Regions from separate parts of the Homo sapiens genome. Here region 1 is linked to region 2. A link is an interaction called in ENCODE POLR2A ChIA-PET data of the cell type or tissue named here. Cell type or tissue: Panc1. All regions are shown on one strand. Each heading gives the region's core, and the rest is flanking DNA. Links, peaks and the distances in the headings are about the cores only.

Region 1 (7,358 bases), core at 1,253-5,252, 100 kb after region 2:
CCAGCCCTGATCTCCACCCAGCCCAATCTTCCCGTGCCAGCCCTGCTTCTGTCCTCTCGCCCACCATCTGGGCTCCCACGCGGGCTCCTTCCAAGTGCTGGCACAAATCTGGTCCTTCAGCATAGGTGCTCAAAAAGTATGTGTCGAATGAGCTAGCGGCACTCACCAGGGTCATTTCTAAACCCTCCTGGGATTTCGTGAACATGTGCAGTAAGGAACACCAGGGCAGAACCGAACGGGGGTTAGGCTTGAGTTAGAAGCACCGTGGGACTCCTCTCAGGGTCTGTATCACTTCCAGGGGATAGACTCTGACCTGAAAAATCTCTCAAAGTGCATGTCATGCAAAGATGAGCTTCTACTAAGCAGGCTTTTTATTACTGCCCACTAAAACACAAGGTGATTAGAGTACTTTTTAATTAAATAATTGTTAGATGGAGTAGGAAGTAATGGTATCGGTTAATCTCAGGGTAGGGTTTTTTTTTTTTGAACCCTCTAATAACTTCCTAAACATCAAGCATTTCCATGAAGCTAGCCAAAGTTACTTAATTATAGGCTTCATGAGTAAGTGTTTCTACAGAATTCTCAAAGGCTCCTCATATAACACACGGTTTGGATGTTTCCACGCGGAGCCTATATACATGCTTTTTAAAAATTTTTTTTAGAGACGGAGTCTCGCTCTGTCGCCCAGGCTGGAGTGCAGTGGCACGATCTCGGCTCACTTGCAACCTCCGCCTCGCGGGTTCTAGCAATTCTCCTGCCTCAGCCTCTGGAGTAGCTGGGACTATAGGCGCACACCGCCAAGCCCGGCTAATTTTTTGTATTTTAGTAGAGACAAGGTTTCACCGTGCTGCCCAGGCTGGTCTCGAACTCCTGAGCTCAGGCAATCCACCTGCCTCCGCCTCCCAAAGTGCTAGGATTACAGGTGTGAGCCACAGCGCCCGGCCTGTGCTTTTTTATCTCAAGGCACAAAGCTGTCCAGAAGTGCATGCCACGAGGACTTCAACACCTGGGAGCCAGCCCGGCTCACGGATGAGGCAGCAACCGAACTCAGGTGCCGGCATCCCCACCCTGCCCGGCCACCAGTCACTGCAGGGCCTGGCATCGGTTACATAGTGGCTCTCCTGGGGGTGGGGGCTCCTTCCAGGCAGGTGAGCACACCCTGGTGACCAGAATGTCACAGCTCATCACCAAGACACTCGACGTCGCTGTTGCATCCCCTCACAGCTGTGAGAGTCTCCCTTCAAAGGCCTTTCTGCAGAGGAAGCCAGCCTGGTTATTGCAACATAGGGGCCTGCAAGTCGTCGGGGCAAAGGAGGGCACAGTGGACCGGCAGCAACGCAGCCCCAGGGTCAAGCCCAGCATCGCCACCAGCGGGGAGCCCTCCAGGCTCTTTCAGTCTTGATGTTCGCTCCCCGCCTGGAGGCCCCCTCCTGAGTGCTGACAGACTCTCTCTGCACATCTAAAACAGGGCCCATGTGGAGTTCAGTGAAGAAGCATAAAGAGAGCTGGGGGAGAACTCGGGGAACACGGGGGCAGCCTCCGAACTCACTCAGCCTGAGGCCTCTGAACCCACATGGCCCAAGGTCTCCAAACCCACCCAGCCTGAGGCAGGGCCTCGGGGTGGGGACCTGAGGTCCAGAAGGCAGGAGATGGCAGGCCCTGTGTGGTACACTCAAGTCACCTGACGTCGGCAAGCTCAGCAGAGCAGGCAGATGCTCGGGAACTATCACAGGGGCACCCATGTGCGGCGGCTTAACACTGCTGAGATCACAGGCCCCTTGGACATGGTGACAACGCCACAGACCTGCTTCCTGGGAAGGGTCATGTGTCTCCCCTCAGAGGGGCTTCCCAGCCCTGAATTTGGAGCCCCGAGGAGCATGAACACACACACACACACACACACACACACACACACACACACAAATGAACATACACACACACACACACACAATGAACATACACACACACACACAATGAACATACACACACACACACACACACACACACACACACAGCAGGAGAGCAGGACACATGTCACAAAACAGGCCCATGGGGAGCCAGGAGGGTGAGCTACGCCAGCTCAGGAGCCTGGGGAAGCCGTCCCAGTGAGGGGCCCTGAGGAAGTGGGCAGAGAAGGGAAGACACCCCTCCACCTCTTCACCTGTGGAAATGACCGGAACACCCACTGTGGGGTGGGGAGGGGGCGGTGGTCAGGACGCATGGGAAGGATGTAGGTTAGGAGTGCGTACATGAACAAATCACTGATTCCTTTCCAGTTCTCTCCCTGGCACCAGGGTTAGGACCAGGGGCCTGCCCTCACTCACCAAACATCTGCCAGTCAGGGACCACACACAGCGCCGTGCTCTTTGCTGGGCCGCAAGCCTAAGGCCAGATCCCTGCCTTCCAGGGGGCTTCCAAAGTGGCAGACAAACCAGTTTCCTCATTACAAAGAGGAATTGTGGGGCAACCCTTCCAACCAGGAGTTTCCCAAGGACACAGACAGACCCAAAGGCAAGGAAGGTGGAGGGAAAGGGCACCCTCCCAACTGGAACAGGAACGCCCAAAGAAGCTGGCCTTAGAGGCCACTGCTGTCCTGGGTACAGACTGGGTGTGCAGCAGGATGGAAACTTGTCCTTTGTTCTCCCCAGCCCGCAGACTCACAGACTACACTCCTGCCTGGGCACCGGCCTCTCTGCCACCTCCTCTGGTGGGATGAAAGGGATGGAAAGTCTAGAAAATTCGAGCATAGGTTACTGTAAATCCACAGGCCGTGAACAATGAAGCCCGCCTTGGCCTGCACAATTGTAGCTGATCTCTCTGAAGAGGAGCTACAGGCCCAGCCTTCCCTCCGTGGATGTGGATGAGGCAGAGCTATAGTTTCCTCCCCAGCATGCTTTTTTGTTTTATTTGAGACAGAGTCTCGCTCTGTTGCCCAGGCTGGAGTGCAGTGGCGCCATCTCAGCTCACTACAACCTCCACCTTCTGGGTTCAAGTGATTCTTGCAGCCTCAGCCTCCCTAATAGCTGGGATTACAGGCACCCACCACCATACCCGGCAACTTTTTATATTTTTAGTAGAGATGGGGTTTCACCATGTTGGCCAGGCTGGTCTCAAACTCCTGACCTCAAGCGATCTGCCCGCCTCAGCCTCCCAAAATGCTGGGATTACAGGTGTGAGCCACTGCACCCGGCACCAGCATGCCTTGTACCAGAACCTCATCCCCATTCATCTAAGGCTTTAATGTAAACGCACACACCCCTTGCGGTGGGTGGTAAGCTTATGTCATTTACACATTATAGGACAAATGTATCCTGAGAACAGACTTCACAAGAAGCAGGACTAAAGATGAGTCCTGAACAGGTTGTAGCAAAGCAGCAGCTGCTTTCTAGGCCTCCAGTGCAGGCAGGGCATGGTGGCAGAGCTCTCCTGGCCCCAGACAAGATGCTGTGCCCTCATCTTTGAGGGGCTCCTGGGTAAGGATGCTGCTGCTGTCACCGCTGCCTGTCTCCATCCCAGGCGCCAGGCCCACCTTAGAATCTGTCGTTGGACTGCTGCTGTGTGTCCCGCTCCATTCCTCTCAGGGAAGGCTCTCCTGACAAGGATAGGTAGGAGGCAAGGGCTGTTCATCTCTACTCCACTGGTATTACCCCAGCAGGCGAGGGCTGAGCCACTACACCTCATGCCCTAGAAACACCTGCCAGGGATGGGGCTGGGAGGCTGGGGTGGTGGGGGTGGTGACTTTCAAATCTACCTGGTATTAGGTTTGACAGGAAGTTGCAAAAGAGACATGATCACCTTGTCATTGACATGTGCACTGTAATTTTAAACACAGAACCTGAAGATGCTCTACATATAGTATATTTGAGTCAACAGTTCTGGGATAAAGCATCACTATCTTAGTCTCAAAGGCTGATAAATTAGGATAAACTCTAATGACATGAGTCTTGAAATCAGCACACTGAAATTGGCAATCTTACTTTTTACTTGCCTAATGATTTCACAAACTGATAATTTATCAGCTTCTTATAGAAACGTCAGGAGAAGACTCCACATAAGTAAATGTCAACTGTAAAATGTATACAACCACCCAACGGGTGCTATCAGATACAAGGATATTTATTTCAACTTTATTTTAAGATGAAATATCCAAGTTCTTCTCTCTACTCCTCCCCAAGTCTCTTTTTCTCTTTTCAGTGGAAGCGTGTGTTATAAATGTGAGGGATCGTAAAAAATGATGAAAGGATGGCAGTATATCAATCTCTTAGCTGCCTGTCATGAAAGCTAAAAGAAAAAGCAAGCCAAGTATGCATGCCACTGGCCTGTGTGTGCAGGCTTATGTGTTCAGTTATCCTGCCCACCTCATCAACAGTGGACAGGCAGAGCTGAGAGCGGCAGCATCCTTGCCTAGGAAGTAACTCTTACTGCCACACTCCTGAGGCCGGCGAAGGACACATGGAGTTCCTAAGGGAGTCCTAGAACCCAAGACGTTTCCTTTTAGTCAAGATTATCCGAAAGACGGCTAGGTGCGGTGGCTCACGCCTGTAATCCCAGCACTTTGCGGGGGCTGAGGCGGGCAGATCACCTTAGGTCAGGAGTTCGAGACCAGCCTGGCCAACATGGCTAAACCCTGTACCTACTAAAAATACAAAAAAATTAGCCGGGCATGGTGGTGTGCACCTGCAGTCCCAGCTACTTGGGAGGCTGAGGCATGGGAATCGCTCAAACCCGGGTGGCAGAGGTTGCAGTGAGTCGAGATCACACCACTGCACTCCAGCCTGGGTGACAGAGCGAGGCTCCGTCTCAATTAAAAAAAAAAAAAAGATTATACGAAAGGCATGGTGGAGGCTAAAGCTGAACTCTTGGGTCACATTTTATAGGAAATTACAGGCATTTTATAGATGTGTGGGCTTTAAATCCAGGAAGCATAACATGTGAAATCCTAAGCCTTGCCAACTTCTGCCAAAACGGGTCTCACTCTCTTATTTCTGTCTTCATTACGGGATGATTTCCATTCCGTGGAAAACAACTGATCCAGCAGGAGAGGAGTGACACCAATTCAGGGATGGTGAGGACCAGCTAGGAGCGTAAGAAGGCCTGGCTTTCCCACCTGCCCAAGGAAGGGTTTGGACAAGGATTCACTTGAAAATCTGTGGGAGTATCCACAGTGTGAAAGGCACCGTGCCAGGCAGGTACTAAAGAGGGCAGAAATGGTCAAACAAGGACCGAGTCGGCCAGGGCTTTCCTATGTAAGAATGATACCACCCATGACGTATATGAAACACTGGAGAAAAAGCAACATGGAGTAGAGATGGGGCGGGGGCTGCATGTCAGTCCCCATCCAGCTTCACGGAGAGTGCTGTCCAAGCACAGCTGGAGCCTGCACGGATACTCCAGCGAGCCGCAGGTGCCTGGGGGCAGCTCTGAGTCAGCCATCCAGAGTGTGGCTTGCCCTGCCTCCTTTGGGGGCTCGTAGCGCCATGGGGGCTCAGGGAGGGAGAATCCTGACTGATACAATTCCTGGCAACCAGAATCCAGTGGTCTCTGCTGAAGGTCTTAGTGCCCATACGAGACCAGTAGCTAGGTTCCACTGCCAGGTGACGCTGACAGCAGGGAGGCTGAAGGGAGGCGGCGGAGGGAAGAAGGAAGAGCCAAAGGCAACAGTGGCAGGAATTAGGAGGGACATACTTACCTGAGACTTAAAGCTATGAACGACCTGGCCCCCGTTTCCTTGGAGCCTTGAAGGAACAAAGTTAACACGCTAGGGACCAAATGCCACATGCCACTGAGGCCCTAGAAAATGGATTCTGCTGGCAAATACTGTTCAAGGGTCAGGCAAACAAGACCCAGTGTCTGTCTTCAAGGAACTCTCTGCCCAGTGGACTCATAGCAAATGACTTAAGAGCGCCAGTTAAACCAGGAAGAAATGTAATTTGTTCTCTGGCTCTACCCAAGATGGGAAATGGCTGTAGCCAACTAATGAGGCATTCTTCCAAAATGATAAGCTATATTTCTACCCAGGTAAGGCAGAGAAAATAAGCCATTTGGGAACTCTAAAATCAGCACACTAAAACAACCTCATGAGGCTGAGCCTACACCTTGTACACAGGCATGTACCTCACTAAAGGGTTAAGTGACCAGAATTAAGAGAGGGAAAATCTAGAAGCTCTCTAGAGAAATCTAAAATGGTCATGTACAGTAAGTCCATGCCCCACAAGTGTTCTTTTTTCTGGTAAAGAAAAAGAAAACTAAGAAGTGACCTGACCTAAAACTATCAGAGGAAGGAAAGCAACATTAACTCAAAACTGAGCAGCAAGAAAAATATGACTACATTTGCCAGATAAAATAGGAAATCTCTGCAGCTGGAGTACTTCTGTGTCAGTCTACTCATCACATAACCAAATGTCTCAACTTAAACTGAATGTCATTGTCCAAATTCAGCCATCTCTGTTCTCATTCATAAACTACCGTTTCACAGAAAAGTGAATCACTTCATTACTTCTTAATGCAACATAACATTACACTTTTAATTCAAAACAGTGCTCTAATAAACAGGAAACATAAAGGTTCCGAGTGAGATTTTCAAGATACTGGAATCAACATTTAAAATATATTTATAGGCCTGGTGTGGTGGCTCACGCCTGTAATGCCAACACTTTGGGAGGCTGAGGCGGATCACTTGAGGTCAGGAGTTCAAGACCAGCCTGGCCAACAGGGCGAAACCCCATCTCTACTAAAAATACAAAAACTAGCCAGGCGTAGTGGCGCACACCTATAATCCCAGCTACTTGGGAGGCTGAGGCAGAAGAATCACTTGAACCTGGGAGGCAGAGGTTGCAGTGAGCCAAGACTGTGCCACTGCACTCCAGCCTGTGCGACAGAGCGAGACTCTGTCTCAAAAATCAAATAAAATAAATTTATAATAACTACAAATGATGACGTTTTTAAAAGGCCACATCTGCAAAAGAAGAGAAATACTGTGCTTGAATGCGATCCTTTACTTCCAACAGTTGATGGGTCAGAATGAATCAACCCCTTGCCTTGCAGATACACAACTGAAAAGCAGCATGAGGTGCTCTAGGCATAGCTGGATGAATGGGACTTAAAGATCACATCTAATCATTTAGTGTAAGATACTCGCTCAGGACAGTGAGAGACCAAGCACTGGGGAAACAGGGCTAGTTCAGGGTTTTACTCCCACACTGATGATCTTTTATAGGCCATATGCAAATCACTCAGTCTTTTCAAATGTGATTCAGAATGCTGACTGTCACTCAGGAATCAGAGTTCTTCTGCAAGATAAGGAAATATCCATCAAATCAGCCATGGTCTTCAGGAAATACATTACAAAGCGTGGAACA
Region 2 (7,358 bases), core at 2,208-6,207:
TGGAGTCCAATCCTGCTCTCAGAAGCACACACAAGGATGATAGCTTTGAGAGGACAAAGGCATCTGGCACTTCCTGCAGAAGAGGAGGGAAGAGTGTGGGATAGGATGACAGGGGGGTTCCTGCTGACTGAGAGGCCCCAGGATCAGGCCCTGCACTGTGGGATGACTCACCCCACTTTCCAGGGGTCAGAGATACCTCATGGTAGGTTGAGGGATGCCAAGGCAGAGGAACTTGGACCCCCTTTTTCCTCTGAGACTCTGTGGCCTGGCTGGTGGCCATCTGGAGAGACACGGTCTGGAGGAGACTGGGACAGAGGTGGGGTGGCACTTGTCCTCTGCAGAGCTGAAATGGCCTGGGGGGCACTCACAGCTTTCTGGGGCTCCTAGGAGCGAGGTGGAGATGGCTAAGAGTTGGCAGTAGAGGACATGGAGTGGGGGCCCCATTCAGTGAGGATGTGCAGAGGTTTGAAGGCTGGCCTGCCACCTAGATGGCCCCTGTCCCATGCCAGGGTGGCATGGAAGCTCCCTGTCAGCACTGGACTTCCCCAGGGATAAAGGGCAAGGAGAGGGGGGGAAGAGACTCCGGAACTCATCTGATGGGTCAACACTCACAGGTCAGGAAGTGTCAAGCGCTGGGCCTCCATTCGGTGCTGCTGATGTGTGTGTCTGCCCTCTGCCAGCACCACGCTTGGTTTCTATAGCTCTGTAGTAAGTCTCAGTACCGGGTATGTGGTTTCTCCTACTTCATTCTCCTCTGTCAGAGATTGTTATCTCGGGCCTTTCCTTTTTCATATATATTATAGAATAAGCTTGTCTGTATCTGTAAAAACCTTGCTGAGATTTTGATAGGAATGGTGTTAAAACTGCCGTCAGTTTGGGTAGAAGAGACATCTGTCGTGCTGAGCCTTCGAATCCATGAACCCTGACGTGTCTCCATGCGTTAGGTCTTCCTTGATTTCTTTCATCAGTGGCTTGTAATTTTCATCACACAGACTCTTATTTTTTAAACTCATAAAAAGATTCACCTAGAGCTTTCCAGGTTCACTGTAGCATCCTCTTTGTCTTTGTTCTTGCCGTCTTGCTGAAGGCAGTACTCCATCCCACTAAGGACACCTCGTTGAGCTCCAGGTCCATGTAATCCACGCCAAGTTGTGACTATGCGCAAACTTATCCACCTCCGGGGGTGGGGAACACATCCTGCTGAGGCAGCCCCTCCTCCGACTGTGCCCGCCAGAAAGTTCTTGCATGGAGTACATTTCTGCACCCAGGCGCCCTGGCTCTACCCCAGGGCCACCCACCCACAGTTCGAATCCCTGACTTTCTCTGCTTTGCAAACCTTTTGTCTCTTCTCTAAGCCTCAACTCAGAGCACTCCGCTGGGTATTTCTCAAAATTCGCCTCCCTGCGCTGACTGGTCCTCATCTTCTTTCAGCTCCTGACACTGTCAATCTGTTTCTGAAACACACATGAAACACACACTCTCTCTCTCTCTCTCCTCTTCTTCCTTTGTCTCATCACCCCACATTCCTTTCTCTTCCTCTCCAAGCCCGTCCCACGTCCTGGCTGCCCTCACAGGTGACAGCTGAGATCTGACTTACACCTGGCCAGGGACAAGGCACCTTCCACCTGCTCCCAAGTGTCCCAAATGAACCCAGAGAAGAATTGAAACAGACTCCAATGGCTCTTCTCTTTCAGGATACTGTGCCACATGTAGGGATGAGCAGGGAAGCTTCCACACGAAGCCATCTAAACCTCAGTCTAACTTTGTTTTTGCAGGCTCTGGCAATGATGCCAGACTCTATGGGACAACAGGTCACCAAGGCAACCCTGCCCAGTGGATTTGGCCAACGTTTTGGACCGTGTAAATAACACCTCTATTCATGTCCAGCTGCTGGTGACCCGGAAGAGGCAGCAGACGCTGTGGAGGCTTTGCCAGCCTCCCTGCCTGGATCATGAGACCCTGAGCAATACACTTGTCTTTCTGAGTCTCTGCTTCCTCCTCACAAGGCAGGGTGCTAAGATCTACCTCCCAAGGAGCTGGTGTGCATTGTGGAAATCAGATACAGTGCCGAGCACCACGCCTGGAACTGTGGTCATGGCACTGTGACCACCATCGTCATTAGCGTTTTGGAGGGAGGCCACGCAGTTCTGTGGCTGCTTGTGTCTCTGAACTTGCTCACTCATGTGGCTCCTTAAAGAGTGGTTTGTGGTGGTTTCTTCCTCAGATGAGAACAGCACCGGGTCCCGGGTTTCTATTTGCCTTGCATCTCCCAAAAGTGCTGACTTACTCAACCAAGTACACCCAGGCCCCGGGGCTGACCAGGGAAGTGATTCAGGGTGTGGCACAGGGGTGGGCAGGAGCACCCACCTGCTTGAGCCCCACAACACCATTGGGTGCGGCTGCCCAAGGACCCCCAACACTCATCCACACTTTTGGCCCTTTAGAGACCCAAGGCTTAGACTGCTCCAAGAAGGGAGGCTGCACCCTCAGCTGGAGAGAGGATTCAAATGGTAGCTAGCAAGACTCCAGAGATGTACAAGCAGCTGGGGGCCACCAGATACAGCAGGCAACCGGGCCCTTTAAGTGTGGCTAGTCCAGATTGGCATGTCCTGAGAGTGTAAAATCCACACTGGATTTCAAAGACTTTGTACCAAAATTTATATATGTATTTTTATATATAATAATATCTTAGATATTAGATATATATCAGATATATAGATAACATAATATATATTAGATATATGTATATCTAATATATCTAACATAATAGATAATATATACATTAGAATCTGTTTCTTTTCACTTTAAAAATATGGCTACCAGAAGCTTTGAAATGACACGTGGCTGGTATTTACAGCTCACGTTGTGTTTCTATAGGGTAGTGCCACTCAACAGACTGTCCAATATATATGACTTGTTTTAGGGGCCTGGTCCTGGGAGGCCAGGGTCCTCCTCTTTCCTTGATCCCAGGAGATCCTGCAGGGTCCTCGCCACCTAGCCCCCTTGGCCTTGGTGCACATACAACAAAATCCAGAACCCTGGAAGGCTCCTGTGCTCCCCTGCATCTTTGGATCTGCACACCCAGCCCTGTGCACACAGTCCCTCAAGCACATATAGCTCTTTTATGAAACTTGGGAACAGGACTTCCTGATTCAAGGTACTTTCCTGGTGTCCTCCAGAAAATCAACACAATAAACATGCAAATCTATGACAGCTACCGTGGGAATAATGTCTCGGATACAGCACCCTTGTCCAGTATGCAGCTTGCACAGCCGTATGTGGCAGCCCTGCCAGTATCTAGCTGCTCAATATTAGTTGGAGAGATAATTAAGGAAGAAATAATAGGGACTCCCACCCCCATGATGTTTCTGGGCTGAGGCTGCACCTCTTGTCCAATGAAAATGACAGTTTTTTTCAAGCAAGAGGCCACTTCTCAGGACTGTGGCCCTAGCCTCACTCACTGCCCACACGTGAAAACCACGTCAACGTAGCAGCACACCTCCAACATTCAGAAAGTTCATACAGCTACGGGCAGAAGGTAAACACCTACTGATGCTTCAAGCCCAGCCTAGGACCCTCTGCGAAGAATCTCCGTCTCTGCACTGCTGATGTCACAGAACAGCCCAGGGAGGGGTCGCTGGGCTAGTCTAACCTGAGCTGTTACCGTCTTGGTTGAGGGACCATTGCTTTGTTGGAGGATGGGTGCCGATACAGACTGGTGCAGTGTGCTGGCATGCTTTTATCAGAGAGTGCTGATACACATCTGCTTAGAATGATTAAAGTTTCTCATCTCGTCTGACTCATAGGGCAGCATCCACAGAAAAGCAGAGGATGAGATAAGCCGGGAGGGCTGGGAGTGTCCGACTTTCACAGCTCTGTTTTCACCTCACAATGTCCTGTTTGCTCTCAGTGAGTTTGTTGGTTGGTTATATAAACATGTAGATATTTACTCATCTGTGGCAGGGTGAGTTTAACCCTTTTCTTCCTTAGCTTCTCACATATAGCTTTTATTTGTGTTTCATTCATGTTTAGCGTTGATGATTTCTCTCATTTGACACTTTTCCATTACATGGAAATTTCAGTCCCCAGAAAAAATGTAAAAGAGGGTGTTTTGCTTGTTTGTGAATTCATCTTTCTTTTCTTTTAAAAGCATTTTCTATTTTCCCACATATGAGTTTGATTGCAACTAGAGAGCAACAGGAAGTGAGTGAGGGGCCAAGCTGAGAGCATCAAAACAATTCTCAGCCCCGTTTTCCAGAGCTCCTTGCAGTTCCTTTAACCAAATGGATGCTTTGCGGAGAGTTAGGTTATTTAGTACAGTAAACAATTTTTTTCTTTTCCTTTCAGCCACTTAATGTGGTATCATGAAAGGAAGATCAACTTCTTAATGAAAAAAAGCTGTGATGGAAGAGGAGGCTATAGCACATCAGGAGCGCTTCCAGGCTTACATAAGTAACATTCCTGCTGCATAAACATCTTGGCAAATCCGGAGACTAAATCCCATCCCACACCGCTGGCCTGAACCAAACACTGTATAATGTTTTAAAAAAGAAAAAGAATCCCGTTGATGGTAACAGTTTTCTTTCCAGAAACAAGTCATTAGTTTGGACAAAAAAATCCAATTGCATCTGCTGAGCTCCCCAAAGTTCTAGTGGAAATTATTATCTAGAGAAAAAGCAAGTGAGGAGTAAGAGTGGAGGATTGTGATCTCTTAAGAGTAAAACAGAAACGGCACTTAAACCCCATGATGTGCCTTTCAGCGCAAAATTGCAAACCCCAAATAATTAAACTATCCTAATTTGGCAAATGTCAACAAGAGAGTTCAAAAATAATCATCATAATTTTAATGCATTATTAACTCTACTAGAGATTTTAAACAAAATTAAACATTGATCTATTTACTTAACTCCTGAAATGACATGAAGTTGAAGCATACAGGCCGGGTGTGGCAGCTCATGGCCATAATCCCAGCATTTGGGAGGCCTTGGTGGGCGGGTCACCTGAGGTCAAGAGTTCGAGACCAGCTTGGCCAACATGGAGAAACCCCATCTCTACTAAAAATAGAAAAAAAAAAAAAATTAGCCAGGCGTGGTGGCAGGTGTCTCTAATCCCAGCTACTCTGGAGGCTGAGGCAGGAGAATCACTTGAACCCGGGGTAGGCGGAAACGTTGCAATGAGCTGAGATGGCACTGCTGCACTCCACCCTGGGTGACAGAGTCAGATTCCCGGTCAAAAAAAGAACATTCATTAAACATTTACTGTGGCCAGGGGCTGTGGCTCACTCCTGTAATCCTAGCACTTTGGGAGGCTGAAGCGGGCAGGTCACCTGAGGTCAGGAGTTCGAGACCAGCCTGGCCAACACGGTAAAACCCCGTCTCTACTAAAAATACAAAAACGAAATTAGCTGGGTGTGGTGGCAGGCACCTGTAATCCCAGCTACTCAGGAGGCTGAGGCAGGAAAATCACTTGAACCTGGGAGGCAGCGGTTGCAGTGAGCCAAGACTGAGCCACTGCATTCCAGTCTGGGCAACAGAGCGAGACTCTGTCTCAAAAAAAAAAAAGAAAGAAAGAAAAGTATGTACTTGGTGCTCTTTGGAGCCCCAGCTTTCCTGTAATACATACATAGGAATTCATATTAATATTTGTTCCCAAGAAAAGATGGGACTTACAGAGCACTATCTGTTTCATAACATATTCTCCATGACATTTTAATTCCAAGAAGTACTAACACCAAGTTGTGAGGAAAAACTATTCCTTCTTTCTAAGTGTTTGAGGCATAAAAGCAAAGTCATATTCCAATAAAACCAGTTTCCATGGTTCCTGAGCTACAAAGAATATTTGCATTTCTTTCTTCAATTCCCACAAGTAACAACTCTTCAGAAGTAGTTCCTCTAAAGTCTTTTCTTCCAAAAGTCTGAACAGACCAATGATCATAGAAGTGATAGAGAAAATAGTTAGAGCTCCTCCTAGACGCCCCCAAAGGGCATCAAGTCCAAATCATTTCTCAGTGCTTCTCAAATTACTCCACTCCACAGGAAAAGAGGGAAACTTCCAATTATTTACAAAGCCAAGAGTATTACTGGTTTGAAAACTTGACAAAGAGTTTAACTAAAAGTAAAACTACAGACCAATCTCACTCACTAACATTGATAGGAAAATGTTAAAGAAAATCTAAGCAAATAGAATCAGGAAATCAGGACCAAGGCAAAGATGTTCACTATCATCATTACTGTATAAAGTTGTATTGGAGGGATTAGCCAAAGAAAGAAAAAGAGGAAATAACTACAAGCAGATCAATTTGAAAGGAAACAATAACAATAAAAAAAAATCTGTGTAGATGATATGATGATATATTAGGAGAGTCCCCAAATAATCACTGGAAAAGCTAAGGCAAACCATAAGACAATTCAGTAAAATAGCAGGCTATGAAATGAATAAACAGGAGCCAAAGCCTCCATATCTATAAACAAAGGCCATCTAGGAGGAATAATAAAAGGGAAGATCTCATTTCTGATAGGGAGAAAAAAGACCTTAGTGTAAACTTAATGAGAAATGTGCAACCTATTCAAGGAAAATATGAAACTTTTGTGAAAGATGCAAAAGTGTAATTAAGGAAATTGAGAGATATACCATGTTCGTAGATAGGAAGACTGAACATCAAAAAGATATCAATTTATTTTAAAATAATTTATAAATTTGGCATGTTCTCAATAAATATTATGGCTTTTTTTCTGGAGCTAGGCAAGCTGATTCAAAGGTTTAATTGAAGCACAAACAAGCAGAAATAGCCAGGAAAATCTGAAAAAACAATGTGGAGAAACTAGCGTTACCAAATATTAAAACATATTACAAAGTTTTTATCATTTAAAAGAACAGTATAGAACTGGTGCACAGACTGATGGGACAGAATAGAAAAATCCAGAAATAGGCTCAACCGCTCATGGAAATTTAATATACACCAAAGGAAGCATCTCAAATCAGTGGAGAAAAAATAGACTTTTAAAATAAGTGGCACTGGAATAATACCTGCATAGCTACAGAAAAAAAAGAGAAAACTGATTTGTTTCTCACCCTGTATACAAAGATAACTTCTTATTAGTTCAGAGATTAAATATTTAATATTATGGAATAATAAGAAATCATATAAAATAAAAAATGAATAAATTACTGATAATTCAGGGTGGGGGAAAAATGTTCCTAAACTATGACTGAAAATCCAGAAGCAATTAAGGAAAAGACTGACAAATTTGACAGCATATAAACAGAGGAAAACTTTTGCATGAAAAAAAAAACAAACAAAAACACCATAAATAAATGAAAAAGGAAAAATAGATTGTGAAAGAGTTTCTTAAAAGAGA

What was found. ChIA-PET counts read pairs that join two places held together with the same protein. Peaks named below come from ENCODE experiments on the same cell type or tissue, not always from the same donor. Only the 100,000 strongest peaks of a DNase experiment are listed, where the experiment ranks them.
Region 1: POLR2A ChIA-PET joins it to region 2 with 6 read pairs; 2 of 35 experiments call an interaction of 5 or more read pairs at or near these places.

The regions. Positions count from the first base shown.
Region 1 is chr15:100,652,794-100,660,151 of GRCh38, reverse strand. No RefSeq gene overlaps it. Among named protein-coding and RNA genes, the nearest start is that of ASB7, 54 kb to the right of the region's middle. In Panc1, for the core only: no CTCF peak of the experiment used is centred there; no DNase peak of the experiment used is centred there.
Region 2 is chr15:100,756,362-100,763,719 of GRCh38, reverse strand. All of the region lies in intron 2 of LOC105371024 (a long non-coding RNA gene), which reads right to left. Among named protein-coding and RNA genes, the nearest start is that of GCAWKR, 90 kb to the left of the region's middle. In Panc1, for the core only: no CTCF peak of the experiment used is centred there; a DNase peak (open chromatin) is centred at 3,929; H3K4me3 peaks cover 1,306 bases; H3K27ac peaks cover 2,902 bases.